2 separate regions of the Mus musculus genome follow, and region 2 is linked to region 1. Evidence: chromatin loops called from intact Hi-C (ENCODE). Cell type or tissue: heart. All regions are shown on one strand. Each heading gives the region's core, and the rest is flanking DNA. Links, peaks and the distances in the headings are about the cores only.

Region 1 (10,302 bases), core at 713-8,712:
TTTTTACTTGAAATATGGGCTGTGTATGGGATGAGGTGAGGAGCTCCAGGGTAGGAAGAGAGCAGCTCACTGGGTAGGGTGCTTGCCAAGTTTACATGAAGCGCTGGGTTGTTCTCTAGCACAGAATAAACCCTGCATCTAGTTAGTGGCACAGGCCAGTAATCCCAGGACTCGTGAGATAGAGGCAGGAAGATTATAACTTCAAGGCCCTTTTGGGATAGAGACCAGATTAGATTATAGGAGACCATATCTCAAACAAACCAAGCCAAAAGTGATATATCTGGAAAGGTACATTAATGCCGGATTGTGGGATGCCTTAAATGCCAGACACCTGATGCTAAGTGTTTAAAGACTAAGTGTACTCATTTGTCTGTGTCTGTGGATTGATGCAGAAGGAAGACTCAAAGGGCACTTCCCACACCTCAGCTTGATCTGCCACGTGGTGGAAATATACACACTTGAGAAGTGCTAGAGGCCAGAGGATTTCTGTGGCTTGATAGGCAGAATGTAAGGCTGACTGCCCTCATTACCAAAAAGAGACAGAAATTTGTAAAGGAAACGAGTCTGTTACCAGCAGTCAGTGTCCTGGGTTTCCTGGTTCTTGGCCATTTTGCCCAATAATTTAAAATGTAGTGCTGAAGCTGGGCATGGTGGCACATGCCTTTAATCCCAGCACTTGGGAGGCAGAGGCAGGTGGATTTCTGAGTTCGAGGCCAGCCTGGTCTACAAAGTGAGTTCCAGGACAGCCAGAGCTACACAGAGGAAACCCTGTCTCGAAAAACAAAAACAAAACAAAACAAAACAAAACAAAAAAAGTTGTGCTGGTTGTATTTGCCTTTCTATTGTTATGATAAAATCCTGACCCCAAACAACTGTGGGACAAAGTTTTATTTCAGCTTGCAGGTTACAGACAGGGAAGAAGCGCGAAGGCAGAGACTGAAGCAGAGGCCGTGGAGTGACTGCTCCCCAGGCTTATCAGCCTGTTGTTGTTGTTGTTGTTGTTGTTTTAATAATTTATTTATTTTTGTTTTATGTGCATTGGTGTTTTGCCTTTGTGCATGTCTATGTAAGGGTTTCAGATCCCTTGAAACTGGAGTCACAGACAGCTAGCTGTGAGCTGCCACATGGAAACTGAGAAATGAACTGGAGTCCTCTGCAAGAGCTGCCAATGGTCTCAACCATCTCTCCAGTCCCTCCTAGCCTGCTTTTTCGTACCAGCCAGCATCACCTGCTCATAGGCGGCACCGCCCACAGTGAGCTGGGAAAACACCCCTCCCCCACATCATCACTAATCTAGAAAGTTTGGAGCTGGAAAGATGGCTCGGTGTTCAAGAGCAAATAATGTTCTTTCAGAGAGTCCGGGTTGAATTCCAGCACATGGTAACTCACTACTGTTTATAATTCCAGTTCCAGGGAATCTGATGTCCTCTTCTGCCTGCTATGGGCACCAGGAGTACACACACACACACACACACACACACACACACACACTTGGTACAGGTACATACAGTTACATACATGCAAGCAAAACACTCATACACATAAAAATAATCTTTAAAAAAAAAAGTAGAAAACACCTGGCAGACATGCCCCAGGGCAATCTGATGGAAGGAAGCAATTCCTCAGCTGAGGTTCCCTTTTCCCATATGGCTCTAGTTTGAGTCACATTGACAGACCCTAACCAGCACAAAATGGCTCACGCAGATTTGCAACAAGTAAGTATATTGGGAGCAAAGCTAGAGAACACTAGCTGAGAGGGCTGTGTGAGTCAGAGTACTCAAGGCTCAAGGCCCAACAGTTTAGGCTTCCTTTTAGGATTCAAGAGTGGGAGGTAGGCACCTAAGGGATATGGGATGGCCAGTTCTCTATTCTGACTGATAGGTTAGGCCAGATAATAATTCTTTCAACTGCACACACCCTTTCCTATGGTACCCTATTTTAATCATGTGCACACCCAATTGTGTACTGGTGTAACTCAGTAAATGGGAATTCTCTCTGAAAGTTTGTTTGGGGCCCAGATTTGCAGTACTGTGCATGCACCCCAAAAGAGCTCTCAGGTTAGGTAATGCACCTATCCTGTACCAGGGTGCATCAGAGACTTAACTGAATAGAACTGTCTAAATTTGGTTGTATTGGGGCAGAGAAATTTATACTATTTTTCAGAGAGAGGCGTGTGTGCCTGATGCAAGTTTGGGTCCAAGATTGCTAGATGGATTATTGAGAGAGGATGTTTGTGCATAGTGTGTGCTGTAAAGGATTGAGGCTGCATTATGAGAAGAGGGGTCATTCAGGACCAGATCGAGTCCTAGGCTACGAAACTATTCCCTATGCCAACTAGCCTCAGTTTTGTTTATGGCTGCCATCAGAACTGGGAAGAGAGAGATTCCATTTCATCCAGCCACCCGCTCCCCAGCAATTACAACTTGTGAAAAGATGAAATAAAACCCAGGCCATAGGGGCTAGAGCGATGGCTTAGTGGTTAAGATGTGAAGGCCACATAGAATAAGTACCTGTGGAGTGCTCAGCCACAAATGGGACATCTATATCACCCTCCACCACCACCCAAGCTCAGGAGCCATCATGGAAGAGAAAGCAGAAGATTATAAAAGCCAGAGGTGCAGGGTGGGGGTGCACACCTTCATTCCCAACACTTGGGAGGCAGGGACAGCAGCGCTCTGAATTCTAGGCTAGCCTATTCTACACAGCAAGTGCTAAAACAGCGAGGATTAGAGGCTAGGAGGGCTGGAGCTGTGTTAACAGTGTCTTCTGGACATGGTGGGACTCCTGCACTCATGAACTCAAAGTGCTTGTGGATGCTTGCTTAAGACCTGAACAATCGAGGCCAGCCTGGTCTACAAAGTGAGTTCCAGGATAGCCAGAGCTATACAGAGAAACCCTGTCTCGAAAAAAAAAAAAAAAAGAAAAGAAAGAAAGAAAAAAAAAAAGACCCGAACAAGATCAAGCCAGTCAACATTCCATCATGGACTAGGAAGGGATTCATGAGCCTTCCCCAGAACTGTGGACTGGAAGGGAGGAGTCATATTGCTTTGAGGGCATGGCTCCCTATTGTAAAGATTTGCATGTAGCCCTGAGAGAACTACAATTAGCAGGATACTTAGTATTTTAAAATAAGTATTGGCTTCATTTAGCATATTTTTTCTTTTGAGACACAGTTTCTTTGTGTATCCTTGGCTGTTCTGGAACTTCCCTCTGTAGACCAGGCTGGTCTCCAACTCAGAGATCTGCCTGCTTCTGCCTCCCAAGTGCTGGGATTAAATGCATGCACCACCATGGCCCAGTTTAGTATTAGTTTAGGATCAGTAAATTCCATACTGTGGGTTGGCATAACAGCAAAACAAAGACCTGTTGGGGTGCCAACTTGCTTTTGAAAAATCACCTGATCCTCTGAAATTGTTCTGTGAATGTGGTAACTATATATGATGTCTGTTAACTATGTAGGTGCTGGAGAGATGGCTCAGTGGTTAAGAGTGCTGGCTGTTCTTCAAAAGGACCTGGGTTCGATTTCCATCACCCACATGGCAGCTTACCACCATCTGTAACTCCAGCTCCAGGAGTTCTGACACCTTCACATAGATGCATATGCAGGCAAAACACAAATGAAAATAAAATAAAAATAATTTTAAAAAATCTATAACTTTACTCTGGCAGGGCCCGAATGCCCGTGCTCTTGTAATTTTTACCTTCCTGATGTACCAAGGGTAGGAGAGAATAAAGCTTTAAAATTTTACACACACACATTACACATAGTTTTGGCTTGGGTGTGAGATTAGTGAACATAGAGGCTTGGGTGGACCATAGGGTCCATAACTTTCCAGGGAACCCACAGCCATACCCTGTGAACTGCCTCTCAGCTATCATGTTTTAAATTTTATTTTCATTAAACATTTCTTCTTAGAGGTGTAGATCTGGAGGCGAAGGAAGTTGAACTTGAGCCTTAGAGCATGGATATGATGACCTGGCCATTGTGAACCCTGATTTCCTTATACCTTCCAGCTTCCCAAAAGCACCTTTGCATTTGTGTGTGGGTGGCTGAAGCCTAGATTAGAAACACCATAAACTCAGGAATGTGAATATCCATCAGAATGCTTTTTTTTTTTTTTTTTTTTTTTTTTTTTCGAGACAGGTTTTCTTTGTATAGTCCTGGAACTCACTCTGTAGACCAGGCTGGCCTCAAACTCAGAAATCCGCCTGCCAAATGCTGGGATTAAAGGCATGCGCCACCACTGCCCAGCCAGAATACTATCTTCAAGATGTTTTAGGACAACCCATACAGACAACAGGTTGCATACACTACCTAGAAGGTTGCTGTTGGCAGCTATTGTACATTTTTGGATTCTTTTATGAGACTCTGGTCCAACGGTTGATCCTGAACTCATTTTCCTGTCTCTAGCAGCCAGGTGCTATGATTACACAGGAGTGCGCCGCCACGCCCAGCCAGAATAGAAAGTTACTAGAAAAGGGTTTCCTTGTGGCTCAGAGTAAAAAGAGAGGGATGCCAAGTGGCAGCGCGCCCAGAACCCGGATTGGAGACTGACTCTGTCCCTTCCCAGGGGCATGTGGCCCGCCTCCCTAATCGCGAGGCAGGCTGGGAAGTCGGCCACCCTAAAGATGGCGGCAGAATTGAAAAGTTGGAGCCACTCCCGCGCGGCCCTGAAGGGTTCGGGAGAGCTAGGGATGGGGGGGGGGGTACTGGGGCGCCTTTCCAGAGGGGATGGGAAGGACTGGGGTAGGCAGGTGTGCTCCTCCCGCCCTGAGGAGGCATGGAGGGGCCCGGGGTGACCCTGGGTCTCTTCAGGGGCTTTGGGAAAAACAGGGAATCGCCCTTCTTGGTATCGCCCTCCTTGGGCCCAGCGAGTGCCTCTAGGCGGAAGTGCGGGAGCGCCGAGGCAGTGGGCGGGGCGTGAGGGGGCGGGGTCTCCGGAGTGGGCGGGCTCCCTAGGTCCGGAAGTGCGGGTGGGGCGCGGCCGGGGCGGAGACTGCGGGCGGGCCGGCGGCGCGGTGAGCGCGGGGGTGGCGGGCCCAGAGCGAGCATGTAGCGGCCGCTGGCAGTGGGGCTCCCGGGGCGGGCCGCGGGGGCCGCACGCGGCGACATGGAGGAGGAGGGCAAGAAGGGCAAGAAGGTGAGCGCTCACCGGCGCGTCCTGCCGCCGGGCCGGGGCGTGGGGTGGGGGTCCCTCGGGGTGGGCGGGCGGGCGGGCGGCTGAGCGGGCAGGGACAGCGGTCAGGTGGGCCTGCGGCTCCCGGAGGAAGTGCCGCGCCTTTCCGGTGGGGGCGTCCCCTTTGCCGCTCGCCCCCGGCCTGCTCCAGACGGCCTGTCAGGGGGCCCGCCTTCCCCGCGCGCCGGCCTGGGGCCACAAAGGAAGTGGGCCCAGTGAGGGGCCAGAAGGTGGCCTGGGCTGGAACTTGGGCCACTGGGCTGTGCCGTGACCGGCGAGGCTTTTGCTGCCCACTTGGCTTTGTTTTTGGATGTCCAGTAAAAGCAAAGATGGACTTAGCTTTTCGGCGGGTTCTCTCGTCGACTGTCGCTCCTATTTAATACCACTGAGTGATTTTAGTGACGTTATGTTTGGCAGTAAGATTTAGGACATGGTTCAAGAGGCTCCTTCGTTTCTGTAGTTTAAAAATGTGGCTTTAATTACAGGCTTGAGTAGTTGATAAAGAACATTTTAAGAAGCCTGGGAAGACCATGTGGGAATGAACCGCTTAAACTGCCTTTAAAGCGAAAAGTGGGCTTTGATAAAATGTATCCCTTTCAAATAAATGCTTTGCAATCTTCATGTTTGCCTGTCATTTTCATTTGATAAATGTGTGCACGTTGTGGACAAGTTTAAAACAGACTTTGATGTCCTAGCTCAGCACCACCCGGCCTCCTTGTAGCCTTTAATTGGCCACACCACTCACCACCTTGTTTTAGGAGGTGTCCCATTTTTCAGAAAGTCTTACTTGAAATAGAGTGGCCAGGTGGCCTTCAGGGAATCCAGGCCAGCAGCGCTGCCCCCACTTTCTTTTGTTTGAAGACAGAAAGTTGCACTTGTTATTTAGATGTCCTGTCAACTTGTTACCTCCAAAGATGGTTTAAAGCTGGGAAATGGGCCCAACAAAGCAATTCAGCCTACAAGTATAGAAGGGGTTTGAGCATTGTAAAAGGACTTAGCTAGAAAAGAGGGTGCTGTTGAGGAAGGACTTGGCCCAAGTGTGGCTGATGCTGAACCGTGCCAGCTGGTCTTTGCAATGCCAGTAGCCTACATCCCTGGAGACATTGTATTTGTCTCACACTCTAAGTGCCCTGTAAGACACCTGGCCCACGTTCTTGTTTGGGACAAATTGCCTGGCGGTTTATGTTGTCTTGTATATCATACCAGTTTGGGTAGAAGGCTGAGGAGCAGAGAGAGGCATTAAGACTTCCCCCTGAGCTTTTGGATCAGTAGCAAGACAATCTCTTTTTGTTTTGTTTTTCAAGACAGGGTTTCTCTGTGTATCCCTGGCTGTCCTGGAACTCACTCTGTAGACCAGGCTGGCCTCGAACTCAGAAAGCCACTTGCCTCTGCCTCCCAAGTGCTGGGATTAAAGGCGTGCACCACCATGCCCAGCTCTTGTAGCAAGACAATCTTACAGTTATATGCAGTGAAAAAAAAATAAGTACAGAAAAAGGCAGTGGTTAATTTCAGTGTCTCAGTTAAAGGAGATAATGCGTGTGTAGGGATCTATGCTAGCAGTTGTAGGCATTCTGTCACCTGCTTTAGTTTGTTCCCTGTAAACAAGTGAGACAACCTTTGGGACCTGAGTTTCTATGTAGGCCATGACTGAACACAGTTTACCAGGTATCTTCCTATAAGGAGCTTGCAGAACCTTCCTAATATGTTTGTCTTTGAGATACACTTTCTCTGTTATGTAGCCCTGGCTGTCCTGAAACTCAGATGTCTAGATCAGGCTGGCCTTGAAATCACTGAGGTCCTGCCTTTCAGTACTGGGTTAAACGCTGGGCTACAACACCTGACTTTTTTATTTTTATTTTATTAAAATTTATTTATAATACATAAGTACACTGTAGCTGTCTTCAGACGCCACCAGAAGAGGGCACCAGATCTCATTACGGGTGGTTTCTGGGATTTGAACTCAGGACCTTCAGAAGAACAGTCAGTGCTCTTACCAGTAGAGCCATCTCGCCAGCCCCCCTCCCCCTTTTTAAAGATTTATTATTTTATGTATATGAGTACACCATTGCTCTCTTCAGACACACTAGAAGAGGGCATCGGATTTCATTACACATGGTTGTGAGCCACCGTGTGGTTTCTGGGAATTGAACTCAGGAAGAGCAATCAGTACTCTTAACTGCTGAGCCCTCTTTCCAGCCCTATACCTGACTTCTTAAGGTGCTGTTTAATATGAAGTATCTCCTCCAACTTAGGAGTTTAAGTGTTTTTCTCCCCCCCCCTTTTTTTTTTTTAAAGATTTATTTATTATACATAAGTTCACTGTAGCTAACTTAAGATACACCAGAAGAGGGCGTCAAATCTCATTGTGGGTGGTTGTAAGCCACCATGTGGTTGCTGGGATTTGAATTCAGGACCTTTAGAAGAGCAGTCAGTACCCTTACCCACTGAGCCATCTCGCTAGCCTCTTAAGTGGTTTTCATAATGGTCAGTTAACAAGAGGTACTTGTTTTAAACATTTAATGAATTCATCCCATTTCCTACCAAGACAGATTCCCTGTGTAGATCTGGGTGTCCAGGAACTGGCTCTGTTGGTCAGGCTGCTCTTAAACCTAAGAGATTGTCCTGTCTCTGATGGGACTAATGGTGTGCACCACAACAGCCTGGCTACAAATTCAAACTTTTAATACATTTTACGTTTGGACGTTTAAATGCACCCAGCTCTTTCAAAAAAGTGCAGACGAGCCTATGAAAGTATGAATGGGTGCTGAAGATGTAGTTTGTTTGGTGTAGTGCTTGCCTGCTAGGTATGAAGCCCTGGTTTGGATCTCCGGTGCTTAGGATGCTCCAGAGGCATGATGGTATATTGTAACCCTGGCACTTGGGAGGGGGAGGTCAGAGGCTCACAAGTTCAAGGTCATCCTTGGCAGCTTACTATGGACCATGGCCAACCTGGAATATAAAAGAACCTGTCTCAAAACTGGATTGGCAGGCCCTTTCCAGGTCTCTGATACTTGCTGTCTTATCAAGCAATAGTTTTACTCTGGCCTTTAATTCAGACAGAGAGATCAGTGTACTGCTGGTGATACCAAGGACCAAGTAGATTTTCTGGAAGTGGCCCCAGGTGTTGTCCTGCCATATTCAAGCGACTATAGCAACAAAAGTATGGTGACTGTATATCTCTATCAAACAGTCTGTTGAACCAGTTATGTTCATGAACCCGCAGTCATGGAGATGCAAGAAAAGCTAGAGAGCTTGCAGAGCTAGCTGTTGTAGAGCTGGATCAATCCCAGGCCAAGCCAGAGGAATGAGTGCATCAGAAAAACTGGCTGACGTTGTGGGCCTTGTGAAGGGCTGTAGAGTGACCACTTGATGTTTGTAGAGTGGCTGGTACCTCTCAGACTGAAAGACCTGTGTTTGGTGAATGAGGCTCTTGTTTTTATATTAAAAGTTTACTTTTAATTGAAATTTTTAATGATTTATTTTTATTTTATGTACATTGGTGCTTTGCCTGTGTGTACACCTGTGTGAGAGTGTCAGATCCCCTGGAACTGGAGCTACAGGCAGTTGTGAGCTGCCCTGTAAGTGCTGGGAACTGAACCCTAGTCCTCTGGAAGAACGGCCAGTGATCTTTTTGTTTTTAATTAACTAATTTATTTTATTTATATCCCAAACGCTGCCCCTCCCCCTTTCTGGTCTTCCCTCACAGAGTCTCCTTCCATCCCTCTCCCCTTCTCTTCTGAGAGTGTGGGGTTACCCCTGCGTATCCCCTCTCTCTGGTGCATCAAGTCTGTGCCAGCAGCCAGTGTTCTTAATTGCTGAGCCATTGGTCCAGCCCCTTTTAATTTCGTATATGTGCATGTCTGGGTCTGCTCAGGTACGTGTGGCTACCTGCGAAGGCCAGAGGTAATGAATCTCCCTGGAGGTGGTCTTAGAAGTAGTTATAAGCCACAAGATAAGATGTTGGGAATTAAACTAGAATCCTCTTCAAGAACAAACAGTAAGTGGTTTTAACTCCTGAGCCATCTCTCCATACCTGAATAAGCCTCCTATGTATTAAATAGTCTCAGATCTTGTATATTGTAGTATTATGCTATACTGTATATGATGCAATGTAACCTTCTCTGCCCTCCTTTGCCAAGACAGGGTCTCACAAAGCCCAGACTAGTGTGAAACCTACTATGTAGTCAAGTATGGATGACCTTTAACTCTGATCTTTTGCCTTCCTCTGAGGGCTGAGATCATAGGTATGCACATGGGGACTAAATCCAGGGCTTTGTGTGTGATAGGCATTCAGGCATTCTATCAATTTAAGCTACATTCTGTTTTCTTACCCTTTTTTTTTTTTTCTCGAGACAGGGTTTCTCTGTGCAGCCCTGGCTGTCCTGGAACTCACTTTGTAGACCAGGCTGACCTCGAACTCAGAAATCCTCCTGTCTCTGCCTCCTGAGTGCTGGGATTAAAGGTGTGCACCACCACACCTGTTTCTTACCCATTTTTTAAAAAAATATTTATTTATTATATGTAAGCACACTGTAGGCTGTCTTCAGACACTCTAGAAGAGAGCATCAGATTTCGTTACGGATGGTTGTGAGCCACCATGTGGTTTCTAGGATTTGAACTCAGGACCTTTGGAAGAGCAGTGGGCGCTCTCAACTGCTGAGCCATCTCACCAGACCCTTTCTTACCCATTTTTAAGGACAGGCACTTAACAGACCAGGCTGGTCTAGAACTCATTTTGAAGCTAAGAATGACTGAATTATTCAACTTCTGACCCTCCTGCCTCTGCCTTCGGAGAACTGGGATTGCAGGCATGTACCTTCTTGTCTGGATTTAAGGATTGTTGGAATGACCCCAGGGCTTTGTTCAAGCTAGGCAAATGCTTTGCTAATTAAACTATATCCCGGACCCTCAAATTAATCCCTCACTTCTGTGTGTGTGTGTGTGGGGGGGGGAGGGGTGGGGTGTGGGGTATGGTTGTGTGTGTAGTTGTGTGTGTGTGGTGTGTGTGTGTGTGTGTGTGTAGGATCAATCCCACAAGCTTTGTGCATGCTAGGCAAGAAATCTACCAATTGTGCTTCATCTCTAGTTCCTCTTTGGTCTCTACTGTGTAGACTTGGCTACCTCA
Region 2 (10,302 bases), core at 1,128-9,127, 80 kb after region 1:
GCCTCCAACAGCACCAGCTTTCTGGCCAGTTCTGTGATAGACTTACTTCTTTTGCTTACAATGACACATTTTTAGGTATTGGAGAAAAGAAAGAAAACAATGACAAATAAACCTACAGTTTTTCTTCAGAAAAATTATTTCTAGCCAGTAAGGCTCCAACCCTTCTACCATTCTTCAACAAGTTTCTGGTGATGTGGCGTTGTCCCTAAGTCTCAGAACAGTCCTGAGTCCAGATCCTGTTCTAATGCCACTGACTCTCTTCTGAAGACACTGATTCTTCTGTGCATGTAGTGACTCAGGTCTGAGGAGCTATGGGGAAAGGGCACTTTGACTGAGAGCCCAGCATCACGAAGGGCAAATGGTGTGATGAGAGTGACTGTCATTACTTGTGCAAAGTCTCTCCACCTCTCATAGCCTCTGATAGGGAAATGGAAAACCCAGTGGAAGGAGGTGAGCTGGGCCTGGAGAAGCGGCTGTCTAAAGGGCTGAGGAGACAGGGCAAGCACTGCAGTAATCCCAGTCCCTGGCAGGACTGGGTGGCTGCAGCTTCACGTCCTTAGACCTTATGTTTGCACACACAGTGGGATTAGCGTAGAGTCTCAAAGAACGCTGGTGCCTCACACAGGAAGAAGTGGAGCTCTGCACTGAGGGAGCCTGCTTGGAAGCTGCGGGCATGGGGCCTCTCCGACTCTGCATATCTAGGCACAGAGGCTTTAGAGCTGCAGTTTTCAAACCTGGACAGCAGCAAACCCCACCATCATTTTACACCATAAAGACCTGGTTCCAGACCTCAGAGATAATTTAGAAGGCAACCGTGCTTGCTAAGCCCGGTGAATGGAGAAAAATGACTTCTGTAAGGTGTACTCCAACTTCTGCATGCATTCTATACGAACACAGGCAAAACAAGTTAACTATTTAAAACCACAAACACTCCGTCTCTACTGGGATTGTCTTATAACTAACTCTGTAAAACAATGTTCAGTCTTCTATTTTAAGACTTTTGGGCTAGTGAGATGGCTCAGCAGTTAAGAGCACTGACTGCTCTGAAGGTCCTGAGTTCAAATCCCAGCAACCACATGGCCGCTCACAACCATCTGTAATGAGATCTGATGCCCTCTTCTGGTGTGTCTGAAGACAGCTACAGTGTACTCATACAATAAATCAATCTTTGGGTCAGAGTGAGTGGGGCTGGAGCAAGCAGAGGTCCTGAGTTCAAATCCCAGCAACCATATGATGGCTCACAATTATCTGTACAGCTACAGTATACTTACATACATAAATAATTATTAAAAACCAACAACTCAGAACTCAAACCTCATAGACTAGGAGTTTATTAAGTTTATTTTATGGGCTGGTCAGTGGTGGTGCATGCCTTTAATCCTAGCACTTGGGAGGCAGAGGCAGGCAGATTTCTGAGTTTGAGGCCAGCCTGGTCTACAAAGTGAGTTCCAGGACAGCCAGGGCTATACAGAGAAACCCTGTCTCGGAAAAACACAAAACAAAACAAAACTTTATTTTATGAGCTATCTACTCAGAAGAGACAAGTGAGTCTGACCTAATGCTGTATAATCTATGTAACATGCTTAACAAGAAAGAGTTCTTTCTATACTATCTATCCTGTTAAAAATAGCCACATCTTACAGTGATTTAAAACCTACAACATTTAGCCCAACCTTTATCACATGGACTAGGAAGTGAGGGTCAGTCTGGCCAGTGCAGGTTTGTACCCCACTTAGCTGATGGAACCCAGGGAAGAGCTGTGTGAAGGAGTCTTTCCTCACACTGGACACAAAGTGGCTGTGGTTGAGTAGGGCTGCAGAATCACACAAATAGGCCTTATCTCATCCTCACTTTTATTCTTTGAAGGTCTGAATGTGGCAAGAATGTAGTCCTAGGTCTAGGGACCCTCCATTAACCATACTGCATCTCTTCTGACTTCAAGGAAGTACAATGGGCAACCAGATATTGAGAGATTGGTAGGGATCTAAGTCAAGGCTCTGCTGTTGAGCAGGAAGTACCAAGGGAACTGGGAAGAAGCAGGCTCATCTCCTCTACTCCTGATAGCAGGCCAGTGTTGGGCTGCTTGTCTCTGAAGTACCTAACAGGCTCCTGAGAGGATAAACAGAAAGCACAGCAGGGTTCTTTGAAAACTAGAGTAAGAAATGCCAAGGGAATGCCTTGGGGGGGGGGGGGTACATACATACTTATAATCTCAACATGCAGGAGGCAGAGGCAGGTGGATCACACACACACACACACACACACACACACACACACACACGTGGGAGGCAGGCGGGTGGTGGGAGATAGATATCTATGGAGGACAGCCAGGGTTTCACAGAGAAACCCTATCTTGAAAAACTAACCCCCTAGCCCCAACCCAAATGCCCAAAGCCCTGTCTACAGTCATTACCAGTGGCTACCCCGCCCTGCCCATCCCCCATGCACACAGTAACTGCTCACCTGACTATCAACTAGCTTGACAAGTCGCTGAAAGCGAGCATCCTCTGCAAGCAAGGCCTTTTCCTTTGGCTTCTCAGACAGCAGGTAGGACAGGCGGATGAGGATGAGGGCCGCGTGATTGTGGTGCAGGCTATGGTCAGAACCCAGCAGCTCCAGCAGCTGCTCTGGTCTGGAGGCTTTCTCAATGAGGAAGTCCAGCTCTTGGTGCTCTGGGTACGGAGTAAACACCTGCTCTTTCCCCAACAGCTCCGCCAAGGAGCCCGAGGAGGGGGAACTGACAGAGGACGTCAAAGTCTTGCAGGACACTCCAGCAAGTCTCAGTCGGCCAACTGGGGCAACAGTAGGAACTAGGCGGGTAGCCTCTCGAAGCAGGCAGGTACACCGCTTCATCAGGCGAACGGCCATGATGCTGGGCGCAGGGAAGAGGGAGGGAGGGAGGGAAGACTCCTAGTAGGTGACTCCGAAGTCCTGAAAAGAAAACGGAGTATTACAGGACACCATGACAACGGCAGGAAGACCCAGCGATTCTAAACAACTGCCCTCAATCATTACAGCCATTACATATGAGACAGCACTTTCTGAAGCATAAGTCTCGGGAGCTTCTGCTTCAGGAGAGAGTGGTCAGATAGCACAGCTCGGCATTCAGCCCCGGACGCACCAGGCCTGGTTGTACTTTCAAACTCTCCAGGTCCTCCTCAATGCTTCCTTCATGCAAATCTGGGCACGTTTCTAATTTTAAAGGAATCCAGGATCAAAAAATTATTGGCTTAAATATTCTAAGTCGAACGATTCTTCCAGATAACCAAAATTCAGTCCCTAGCATCCTCATTGAGGGACTCACAACTGCCTGTAACTCCAGCTCCAGGGACCTGACTCTCTCCCGGGCTGTGTGCCTGCATGTGTCCCCGTGTTCACTTATATACATAGAAAGAAACAAGACTACAATTACTTTACATAGCTAAGGATGACCTTGAACTTCTCTATTCCTCTTGCGGCCACCTCCCAAGTGCTAACATTAAAGATAGCCAATCACTCCTGGTTTATTCAGTGCCGAAGATCAAATCTAGGCCTTTATGTGAGCTAGACAAGCAGTTCCAACTGAGTCACACCCCAGAACCCTTAAAGCAAAACTCACAAATTGAATCGATCACCGCAAACAAGCCCTAACACCACCCAGAGTCACCACCTTGCCAATCTTAATCCAACCCCTACAATACAGGCTCTGTTCCAACTACACTTCACACTTTTATCTCACAATGCAAAACTGGCTACTGCGTTCTCTGCCAATCACAGGGCACGGCATTGCCTTTTTCTAAGTCCTGCAAAATGTTACCTTTTTCGAGAACACGCTACATAACCACATGACGTTTCTTTCGGCAAGTCTGCCAGTCTTGTTCCCTAAGGTGAGATAGAACCAAATGAGACAAGTTACTGGACTTTGCTTCAACTAAAGGAGAAAACACCTCAATTTTTTCTGCTTCCGGGATTCGGGTATATAGCTAGCTTAATTTTACTGTTATGTGAACACATTACTGCAGCTGTAAAAAGATTAGCTTAATTATACTTACACGGAAATAAAATATGGTTCAGAAGGGGGACATCTGCCCAAACCCAATATCCATCACTTACTGAACCCAGACAGTAAAGAAGCGCTGGAGAGCCGGGCGTGGTGGTGCACGCCTTTAATCCCAGCACTTTGGAGGCAGAGGCAGGTGGATTTCTGAGTTCGAGGCCAGCCTGGTCTACAGAGTGAGTTCCAGGACAGCCAGGGCTACACAGAGAAACCCTGTCTCAAAAAACCAAAAAAAAAAAAAAAAAAAAAAAAAAAAAGCACTGGCAAACTACCGATTTTCAAGACCTGCGACTAAGTAAATATCGACCCTGAAACCTAAAATGCAGAAACACGAAAAGTGACTGGCAGGGGACGCCAAGGGTCACTGCGGGCAGCGGAGCTTCCCGGGATAGGCCTCGTGTCTACCGCGGGCCGAGGAGCGCGTGCGCAATCGCAGCCCGGAACCGAATTTGCAACCGAACAGCGCCCTTGGGGCACGGTGTCGAGAGTCCCTTTCCTGGCTCCCCCCACAACAGCCCCGCCGGTCCTTACTAACTGCTGCCCTTCCCAGCCACGCTTCCCGTCTCGGATACCCACGTTCAGAAACCCGGTCTCTCCAGGACGCCAGACTGCGGCGGCGATCACCCTCACTGACCTCCATCAGCCTACGGCCTCCACGCGGCCTGGCGCGCTCACTGACGTCACTGGCGCGCCGCCGGAAGCTAGGTGGCCCAGTGCTCCCGGACGGAGGCCACGCCCTCCGCCCCTTCCGCAGTCGCCATCTTTGTTGCGCTCAGGCTTCCGGTACTGGGAAGTGTAGTGAGATCCTGGTCGTGGGAAACGTAGACGGGAAGGAGAGGGTGAATTCTACACGGCAGGGCACGTCGGGCCAGAGTCTCCTACTTGTGCGGAGTTTGGGTAGCGACTCTGATGTCAGCCCGTTCTGCCCCACTCCCTTGGGCCTTTCACAGGTCCTGTAGGAGAGGCGTGAGTTGGGACCGCCGTGTTGACTTTGGGGTTCGGGGCGGGAAGGCATTGCCAGGTGTCGGGTAATTACAGAGAAGCGAGTTGTAGCTCCAGCTGAAGGTCTTTTCGGAAATGCAAGCAGTTTGTCTAGATTAAACAAGTAAAGGACATACCGTATACAACGGCACACCGATAAATTGCTGTAATCTCAGTAATGGAGGCAGGAGGCCGAGGGCTAGCCTGTACTACTGTGGAGGCCCTGCATCAAGAAGCAGAATAGCCGGGCGTGGTGGCACACACCTTAAAACCCCAGCCAGGAGACAGGAAAAAGGATCTTTGAGGTCGTGGCTAGCTTGGTCTACATACCAAGTTTAGGACAGCCGGGACGACCTGGAGAAGGCCCTGCCTTAGCGCACGGCAGGACTGAGGAGATAGTACAAAATGCTGGGTAGGATGGTTGGGAGGTGAGTTTTCCCAGTAATCCCAGTGCTAGGAAACCACAGACGGCATCTCTGGGACAAAGGTGTATGTGTGCATGAAGAGATCACAGGAAAACTTGGGGAAATTTGTTTCTTCCAATCATGTGGGATCTGGGAATTGAACTCACAGTCAAGTGGCCCCTAAACTAACTGTCTGTTTTCCTAGACAGCGTTTCTCCTTGTAGCCTTGGCTGTTTTGGAACTCGCTGTGTAGACCAGGCTGGTCTTGAACTCACAGAGATCCCCCTCCTTCTGCCTCTGGAGTGCAGGACAAAAGACATGCCCCACCCCCACCCCCAGGTCCCCACTAAGTTATCCTGCTGGCCCTAATTTTGTAGAAAGGAAAATTTAACTTAAAATTTTCCTTGAAAAATCTTTATGTTTGTAAGAGTGTATTACTTCTCTCCTTTGTGGCTAAAATCAAGCGTAAACGCTGGTTCTTGTTAATAAAAGATTGCTGAATTATCCAGGGAAGCTTCTCTTGCTTTAGCCTTACAGTAGCTAGCATTATATTGCCACACTAGCTTTACCTTGGTGGTTCTTGTTTAAGAGTCTCATGCTGAATTCAAAATTTAGCTCAAAAAGGTCAGAGATAATATAGATATAAAACTCCTAAGGGGAAACACATTTTTACTATCTTGGATTAAACAGTAGTTTCTTAGTAGGAAACCAAAAGCAAAAATGACAAAAAGGAAAAACAAACAAACAAAACAAAGATAAAATGGACCAGAAAGGAAATGAAGGGTTGCAGTGGTGGACATACCACCACAGCCAGCTGAGAATGTATAAAATTCTTAGTGCTGGGACTGTTGTCTTGGAGGCCTACTGCCTCTGTTTGCTAAATAGGCCTAGTCCTGGAAGCTTCTAGCCTCTGTAGAATCTTATCTAGGCCTAGAATGTTTTCAGCCTCTGAGACTTGTTGCTGAATAAGCTCACCCTTTCTAGCTTCTTTTGAGCTGGTCAACTCAGCTGTTCTGGCTCAAAACTCCTCTCCACACTCTCCACACTCTCCACACTGACTGATTCAAGCTGGCTTCTTTCTTGGCCTCTTGACTGTTTTGCTTGAACTCCTACTAACTTTGGCAATCTGTTGTAATCTTCTGGGTCCTCATTCTCTGGCTCCTGTCTTCACTTGTGTCTAATTTATTCACTCGGCAATCTGCCTCTGTACAACTGTCGCAGTAAAACCGCTTCCTTCCTTTTCTCTGCGCTGCCCCTCAAGTAGCTTCCCTTTCCTCTTGTGAGAGTTGGGCAGATCATATTCTGTCAGATCCTTCTCTGATTCTTCACTTCACCTGCCACTCAATTAGGTAGACATCACTTTCAAACATGGGTGCTTCCTTCTACAAACTTACTTTACTGTCATTGTTTGGGATTAGAGCTGTGTGCTAAGAGCTGCCACAACTACAAACAGGTTTTCCAGTAAGTAACACAGTCTTAGGGTTCACAGTGTGATCAGATATTCTGTAACAGTGAAAGGCTGGAGCCTCTGAAGACAGCACCTCCACTCAAGGCTCCTTAAAGCTGTGAGCCACCCTCATCTCATGCCTATACCTCGCCACAGTTCCTGGAACCAACCCCAGGCTAGACCAGGTGCCAGAGGCCTTGTAGCCCCAGGACTATGGCAGCTAGAAGTATGGGAATGGGTTCATTTTCTCTGCCAATTAAATAATTAAGTAGGAAAGATGTGTTATTGGGGATCTTGGGGAACCCCAGGAGAGCCATTCTATGGCGCCTAGGGAATCAGGGTTCTTCCTTAGGGTTATTAATAAAATAATTTAGGACATACACACAAATGGAAGCCTAGGACAGTTAGAGTTCAAAAAGAAAACCCCGGGGCCGGTCAGCCATAAACCTCAAAGCTGCCTGGGGACTGGAGAATAGCCCTGCAGCTTGAGCTGGGCAGTTCACAGGTTAGCCACCGGGTGGCAGGCATCCATGTGGCCGGGAGCTAGAGCCATGCAGCTCAGATAGGGTCAGCCACCATGTTTGTCAGGCAACCTTGTGCTGGGGAGTAGAGCTTTAGGAAAGGAGCAAGGAACCCCAAAGTGTTAGGGGATTTAAGATGGACTTTGGCCAATGTCTTTGTTAGGTTGCTATCACTGTGATAAAAACCATAGCCAAAGCAACTTGTGGTTTACTTGACTCACATCACACATCATCATCAAAGAAAGGACAGGAGCTCAAGGCAGAAACTGGAGCAGAGGCCATTGCTAGGGTTGGTCTTGTGCAAGATATGCTTAGATGCTGCTGAGTTCTGTGACCAGGATCAGGTTGTAATCTGGACATGGGCATTGTATTGACCAACGTGCTGTAAAGAATGCTTTTTTTTTTTAAGATTTATTTATTTAATGTATATGAGTACACTGTAGTTGTCTTCAGACACACCAGAAGAGGGCATCAAACTCCATTACAGATGGTTGAGAGCCACCATGTGGTTGCTGGGAATTGAACTCAGGACCTCTGGAAGAGCAGTCGGTGCTCTTAACCACTGAGCCATCTCCCCAGCCCCAAGAATGCTTCTTAAGGCTTACCCTGACTCTGTTGCCTGCCTGTGGATATTGTTCCCCTAACTGGGTTGCCTCATCTGGCCTCAGTGGGGAGGAGGTGCCTAGTCCTGCAGTGACTTGAGGGAATGGAAGAAGGACCACTGGTCCTAACGTGAATGGTGTGGATGCTGAAACTGAACTGGCCTTGAGCTCCATGCACAGGTGACCTGCTGAGCCACCTGAGCACACAGTAGCCAGCAGAGCTACTGCACCTCCTCACCTCAGACCCAAAAGGCATAGTCAGGAAGCAGAGAGAAATGAATGTTGATGGTCAGCTATATTTTTTATTTTTTTTTTGCAGGGTGGGGGGAGAGGGTTAGAGACAGTCTTTAGAGCAGTCCTGGCTGCCCTGGAGCTCACTGGCTGGCCTCAGACTCAGAGATCCTCCTGCCTCTGCCTTTTGCATGATGTAATTAAAGATGTGTGTGAGATGGCTCAGAGGTTAAGAGAACTGGCTGCTCTTCCACAGGTCCTAAGTTCAATTCCTGCAACTACATGGTGGCTCACAACCATCTATAAGGGAACTGGTGCCCTCTTCTGGCCTGAGGGTGTATATGCATCAGAGCAGTCATACTTTAAATTAATAATAATAATAATAATAATAATAATATGTGTGCCACCATGCCTGGCTTTGACTTTCTTCTCTTTATTTATTTTGGTATTCCAGTCCCCAGAATGGTGTTCTCCACCCCTTCCCTCCCATTCACATGGGTCTTTTCTCCTTGTTAAAGTCATCTAGAAACATCTTTTTTTTTTTCAGTGTATGAGAAGAACAATTTTTTTTTTGTTCTTTTACCAAATTTGTGTTTTTCTATTTGACAGATATCTATACTTTTTCTGAGTCCCAAATGGAAGTGAAATTATTTCTCTTCCTTCTTTCTTTCCTTCCTTCCTTTTAAAAATTATTTACTTATTTTATGTATGTGAGTACACTGTAGCTGTCTTCAAACAGAAGAGGGCATCAGATCTCATTACAGATGGTTGTAAGCCACCATGTGGTTGCTGGGAATTGAACTCAGGACCTCTGGAAGAGCAGTCAGTTCTCTTAACTGCTGAGCCATCTCACCAGCCCAGAACAATTATTTTTTATTGGATGTTTCCTTTATTTACATTTCAAATGTTAATATCCCCTTTCCTGATTTTCCCTCCCCAAACCCCCTATCCCATTCCCCTTCCCCCTGCTCACAAACCTACCCATACCCACTTCCTGGCCCTGGCATTTCCCTATACTGGGGCATAGAGTCCTCACAGGACTAAGGGCCTCTCCTCCCATTGATGACTGACTAGGCCATCCTCTGACACATATGCAGCTGGAGCCATGAGTCCCACCATGTGTACTCTTTGGTTGGTGGTTTAGTCCCAGGGAGCTCTGGGGGTACTGGTTGGTTCATATTGTTCCTCCTATGGGGCTGCAAACCCCTTCAGCTCCTTGGATCCTTTCTCTAGCTCCTTCATTGGGGACCCTGTGCTCAGTCCAATGGAAGGCTGTGAGCATCCACTTGTGTATTTGTCAGGCACTGGCAGAGCCTCTCATGAGACAGCTCTATCACGCTCCTGTCAGCAAGCAGTCTAGAAACATCTTAATCAGCACACCTTTGCCTCCCAAGTGCTGGGATTAAAGGCCACCACTGCCTGGTATCTTTTTTTTTCTAATGATTTATTTATTTTATATATGTGAGTATACTGTCACGGTCTTCAGACACATCAGAAGAGGGCATCAGATTCCATTATAGATGGTTGTGAGCCACCATGTGGTTGCTGGGAATTGAACTCAGACTCCTGGAAGAACAACCAGTGCTCTTAACCACTGAGCCATCTCTCCAGCTCCTCCATGCTGATTCTAAATTCAGTCAAATTAACAATTAAAATTAATCTTCCCAGTATTTGGCCCTTAAGATGGCAAAGCCATGTGACCTTCCCTTTATTATGACTGGTAGGAGGCAAGAAAGGAGAGACATGAACAAATATCTACTCAGCCCAGATAGGGAACCAATGATGGATCACAGTAAGAGACTGCCAAAGTCCAGCTTGATGAAACAATGAGTGTTCTTTGGGTTACTCATAGCAGTATGAGTGAAGGTGTCTTAGTTACTTTCCTATTGCGGTGATAAGCCACTATGATCAAGACAACATACAGAAAGAGTTTATTGAGAGTTTACTGTTTCAGAGGGTTAAAGTCCATGACCATCATGACAAGGAGCATGGAAGTAAGCAGGCTTGGCACTGAAGCAGTAGCTGAAGGTTTGCATCTTGATCCACAGTAGGAGGCAGAGAGAGAAAGAACCTACACTGG

Evidence for each region. A loop is a pair of places that touch in the nucleus more often than their neighbours do. Peaks named below come from ENCODE experiments on the same cell type or tissue, not always from the same donor. Only the 100,000 strongest peaks of a DNase experiment are listed, where the experiment ranks them.
Region 2: it touches region 1 in a loop (6-fold over the local background); 9 of 42 quality-filtered maps call a loop at or near these places.

The regions. Positions count from the first base shown.
Region 1 is chr11:6,541,889-6,552,190 of GRCm38, forward strand. Ccm2 (cerebral cavernous malformation 2) reads left to right here and starts at 4,999. Exons shown (of 10, transcript NM_146014.3): 1 at 4,999-5,141. The coding sequence starts at 5,112. It also overlaps the pseudogene Gm24000. In heart, for the core only: CTCF peaks have their summits at 5,374 and 7,078 (motif pointing right); DNase peaks (open chromatin) are centred at 4,583, 4,893 and 5,313; H3K4me3 peaks cover 2,900 bases; H3K27ac peaks cover 2,767 bases.
Region 2 is chr11:6,621,353-6,631,654 of GRCm38, forward strand. It overlaps Tbrg4 (transforming growth factor beta regulated gene 4), which reads right to left and starts at 4,715. Exons shown (of 12, transcript NM_134011.3): 1 at 4,613-4,715; 2 at 3,797-3,861; 3 at 2,464-2,931. The coding sequence starts at 2,868. In heart, for the core only: CTCF peaks have their summits at 7,377 (motif pointing right) and 8,540 (motif pointing left); DNase peaks (open chromatin) are centred at 2,649, 4,739, 6,549 and 7,389; H3K4me3 peaks cover 3,519 bases; H3K27ac peaks cover 2,109 bases.